2 separate regions of the Homo sapiens genome follow, and region 2 is linked to region 1. A link is an interaction called in ENCODE POLR2A ChIA-PET data of the cell type or tissue named here. Cell type or tissue: endothelial cell of umbilical vein. All regions are shown on one strand.

Evidence for each region. ChIA-PET counts read pairs that join two places held together with the same protein. Peaks named below come from ENCODE experiments on the same cell type or tissue, not always from the same donor. Only the 100,000 strongest peaks of a DNase experiment are listed, where the experiment ranks them.
Region 2: POLR2A ChIA-PET joins it to region 1 with 11 read pairs; 5 of 35 experiments call an interaction of 5 or more read pairs at or near these places.

What each region holds. Positions count from the first base shown.
Region 1 is chr4:41,159,175-41,161,674 of GRCh38, forward strand. The region is part of intron 1 of APBB2 (amyloid beta precursor protein binding family B member 2); the gene reads right to left. Among named protein-coding and RNA genes, the nearest start is that of APBB2, 54 kb to the right of the region's middle. In endothelial cell of umbilical vein, no CTCF peak of the experiment used is centred here; DNase peaks (open chromatin) are centred at 510, 1,017 and 1,457; H3K27ac peaks cover 2,500 bases.
Region 2 is chr4:41,081,967-41,084,466 of GRCh38, forward strand. All of the region lies in intron 3 of APBB2 (amyloid beta precursor protein binding family B member 2), which reads right to left. Among named protein-coding and RNA genes, the nearest start is that of APBB2, 130 kb to the right of the region's middle. In endothelial cell of umbilical vein, no CTCF peak of the experiment used is centred here; no DNase peak of the experiment used is centred here.

The DNA.
Region 1 (2,500 bases):
ATGCTGCATCTGTACAAGAGAAATGTATTAGCCTTAAATCGACCTTTCCCTTTCTCTATCTCTCTCTTTTTCTTTCTCTCTCTCTCTGATAGGAAACAGGAAGGAAGAAGGGAAGGGAACAGATGAATTAATATAAAGTCAGATAAAAATGGAGAAAATAACCCTATCTACCTCAAAAGGGCTATTTTTCTATGAAGCGCAAATAAGATCACAATATACACAGTAATATTAGCCGACTTACTTAACTCCTTCAGTAAATCTGCCAAGACAACAACCCAAAGAGATGAGTATTAACATTCCCATTTTTCAGATGAGAAAACTGAAATGGAAAAAGGTAAAAATAACTTGTCCAAAGAACTACAGTTTATGAATGCAAATTCAAACCCAGGATTATATCTAACCTTTTCAACTCTTAGGCCTAGTATCCTATCTTGTTGATAAAATCACTATGTAATCTGTCAATTCTTATAGAGATATTACTTTTCCCTTACTAGGAAATTTTCATGAGCTATAAAGTGCCTCTAAGCTGCAGAAAAAGCAAAGGGATGTGAATAGTCTATAAACTGCAATCTCATCCCTGGAATAAGTAAAAGAAGCTTGTAATCCTATTTGCAGCTTAATGAATGGAAAATAAATAGAAGCATCCAAAGAAAATGAAAGCAAGCAAGAAATAACATTAAGGAAGGAAGCAATAGGCTTAAGGGCAAAAAAAAAAAAAGGAAGAAGAAGGAGAAGGAGGAGGAGGAGGAGGAGGAGGAGGAGGAGGAGGAGAAGGAGAAGGAGAAGGAGAAGAAGAAGAAGAAGAAGAAGAAGAAGAAGAAGAAGAAGAAGAAGAAGAAGAAGAAGAAGAAGAAGAAGAAGAAAACATCACAGGATGCTGTTTTGCGGATACTGGAGAAACAATGCTTTTGGGAAAACATCAAGGATGAAAAACAAGGCCACGGAGGTGATTCAGACAACAGTAATGCAGTGATCCAGGGCCCAGGGCAAGCTGGCTGTAAGGAACGGGTGCGGGGCCTCACAGGTGCTGCCGGCCTGGACAGGGAAGACAAGGGCCTGGGATCAGCAGGACTTGGAAAGGAAATGACGGAAGCCCATAGCTTATGAAGTGATTAGTCAGAGTGCTTGAAGAACACCATGCACATTCCCATTTCACTCCCTGCAAATGATAGGACATGACCAGAGATTCCTTAACAGAGATGACTTTTTAAATATTAGATAAACCAGACGCAGGGAAATTTTCTCTCCAGAATGCACTCTAGTTAGCAATCAGAATGACAGAGGAGACTTCAGGGAGCTGAAGATTGCAGCAGACATAACCAGCAGTTAGGAGACCCAGGTTCAAGATACGGCTCCACCACTAATGCCCTGGGCTTGGCCGCCTTGGGCAAATCCCTCAGCGACTCAATCCATCAGCCTCCAAGAGAAGGGTGGGACAGGATGACCTCTAAGAGGCTGTGTTTGGTGACTAACTCCCTTCCCTGGTCTCCCTCTCACCCTCTTTCATCTCACATTGCAATGAGCTCTCCAATATACTTCTAGCTCAAAGAGAGGGAGGGAGGGAGGAAGGGTGGCCTAAGGATGACAAATGTGCTTAAACCTCAACATGCCTTACAAGAACTGAAAATCCAAAATATAAATCAAACTAATAAAGCCAATGAAAATTATATCTACCACTTATTGAACCATTACTATGTGCCAGACACTGTCCTAAGCACCTCGCATGCATTAGCTCACTTAATCCTTATGACGACCCTCTAAGGAAGGAGGTAGATAAGTAATTTGTCCAAGTGACACAGCTTGTGGTTAAGCTGAGATGTGAATGTGGCCTCCCGAGCCTGACCTCTTAATCATTATACCCACAGCATTAACTTTGGGGATAAGACTACCCCAGCTAATTATGATATGATGCCTCTTTGCTTTAGAATGAAATTACACCAACTCAAACTGACAGCATGTATTACAGAATGCTGCAGCTATGATCCTCTTCCCTGGCAAAAAAAAAAAAAAAAAAAAAAAACGTGGTAAGTTTGGAATTGTGATTTGGCAAATATACAGCTTGGGTGAAACCATGACTTTCATAGACACTGCTCGTTTATTCTGGAATCTCTGAGTCCAAGCCCAAAGTCTCTCTCAAAAGTATAGCATTCAGCCGGGCATGGTGGCTCACACCTGTAATCCTAGCACTTTGGGAGGCTGAGGTAGAATAACTCCTTGAGCCCGGGAGTTCAAGACTAGCCTGGGCAAGATGGCGAAACTCTTCTCTACAAAAAATTTCAAAATAAGCTGGGTGTAGTGGCAGGCACCTGCAGTGCCAGCTACTCAGGAGGCTGAGGTGGGAGGATTGTTTGAGCTCAGGAATTGGAGGCAGCTGTGAGCTAAAATTGTGCCACCGCCCTCCAGCCTGGGTGACAAAGCAAGACCCCATCTCTAAAAAGATAAAAATAAAAAATAAAGTACAACATTCCAGACACCAGGGACAATGAGGACCCCACACAGC
Region 2 (2,500 bases), 77 kb before region 1:
AGTAGGTATAGAAAGGAAAAAGACTTGTGACACAGTTACTGGCAACAGGGAACTTAGTATATTGGAGGAACATGACACAGTATGTTGGAGGAACATGACACGGAACTCTAGACAAACATTGGATCACAGGACACACGTTTAGACTTAAAAGGAAGTTATGGATAGGTCAGGAGGGGCCATTTTCTGTCAGATAAACCTATTAGACACATTTTAAAAACGTAACATGGTATGTCCACACCTCATAACTTAAAAGAACACCAATCAACAATGCTCTCAAAGTAAATTACATGCTAAGAAACTTTAACCCTTATCTTTCCAACATCCCTCATCACACAGTACTTATTTTTGATAAGTTTGAGTCTCCCACTATGCAACAAAATATCAAACATCGGGGGGTGTCCTATTTAACTTTGATTCCTTAGCTCTTGGAACCTATGGAACGCATAATGATCCAGTGTATTTTCTTGGAGGATATATAGCTGAGTGAAAGAATGAATGAACAGTGTTATAATAGCAGCTGTTAATTTGAATTTATTTGAATATAAAGATTGATTCTTCACAGTAAAACACAGTTCAGGAGGCTTCTACAAAGTTATGTTTCTTTTTTTTTTTTTTTTTTTTAAGAGTTAGTGGTCCTGCTCTGTCACCCAGGCTGAAGTACAATGACACAATCATAGCTCCCTGCAGCTTCAAATCCCAGGGCTAAAGAGATCCTCTCCAAAGTTATATTTCATAAAACAAATGGCCAAAATTAATGATAAAATTAATAAAAATATGCAAAAGAGTTGTTCACTGAAGCATTATTCACAAAAGGAAAAATGGCAACAATCTAAATTTTCAGCAGCTGGGCGGCATGCAGTTTTATTATGGTCATACACTGATAGATTATGGAACTATTAAAAATGACAAATATAGGCTGTGCACGGTGGCTCACTCCTGTAATCCTAGCACCTTGGGAGGCCGAGGCGGGAAGATCACTTGAGGTCAGGAGATCGAGACCATCCTAGCTAACATGGTGAAACCCCATCTCTACTAAAAATACAAAAAAATTAGCCAGGCATGGTGGCGCATGCCTGTAGACCCAGCTACTCAGGAAGCTGAGGCAGGAAAATGGCGTGAACCCGGGAGGCGGAGGTTGCAGTGAGGAGAGATCATCCCACCGCACTCCAGCCTGGGCAACAGAACAAGACTTTGTCTCAATACATAAATAAATAAGACAAATATGAAGGCCTGAAACAAAGAGAAATTAAGATATAACAGGAATAAAAAAATAAGTAGACCAAAGTAGTATGTATGCTATAGCTACAAACAGATAAAAATATGTACACATGTAAAAAGACGGGAATGAAATACATACAAAATATACTTGTTAAAGTATATAGCTTTAGGGCTTACAGGTCATTTTTTTCCACTCTAAACTTTTTCTAAAACTGTTACATTGTGGCCGGGTGCAGTGGCTCACGCCTGTAATCTCAGCACTTTGGGAGGCCAAGGCAGGTGGATCACTAGGTCAAGAGATCAAGACCATCCTGGCCAACATGTGAAACCCCGTCTCTACTAAAAACACAAAAATTAGCCGGGCACGGTAGCCCGCACCTATAGTCGCAGCTACTCAGGAGGCTGAGGCAGGAGAATCGCTTGAACCCAGAAGGTGGAGGCTGCAGTGAGCTGAGATCACGCCACTGCACTCCAGCCTGGAGACAGATTGAGACTCTGTCTCAAAAAAAAAAAAAAAAAAAAAAAAAAAAGTTTCATTGCCATTTATAGGTCCTGTTGTAAAGGTAGAAGTTTCACAGTAAGTTTCTAACAGTAATTATTACAGTGATCATTAACAGTAACTTATTTCATCACATCTAACTGCTGTTGACTAGAAGATACACCAGTATTTTCTGTACTAAGAATAAAAATAAAAGTTATGTTACATTCATAGGCCTTAAAAAATAATAAAAATTAAAATGCTGTGAATCATAGCTGCAAAATGTCAGTGATTGCAAGATATATCAAATTTTAAAGATATTAAAATGTGAAAAGATCTGTGTCTTAGAATCAATAAAATATGTATTATAAAGCTGCAATATAAAAATATTTTATTGGTAAAAAAAGTGATCATTAATAGTGACTAGATAACAAACTAATAAATCTATGAAAACTTTGATAGAAATCTCTTAAAGAAATAGGCTGGGCACGGTGGCTCACGCCTGTAATCCCAACACTTCAGAAGGCCGAGACAGGCGGATCACCTGAGGTCGGGAGTTTGAGACCAGCCTGGCCAACATGAAGAAACCCTGTTTCTACTGAAAATACAAAATTAACCAGGCATGGTGGCACATGCCTGTAATCCCAGCTAATTAGGAGGCTGAAGCAGGAGACTTGCTTGAACCCAGGTGGCAGAGGTTGCAGTGAGCAGAGATCACACCATTGCATTCCAGCCTGGGCAACAAGAGTGAAACTCAGTCTCAAAAAAAGAAAAAGAAAAAAAAAGAAATGGCTTGATTCGCAA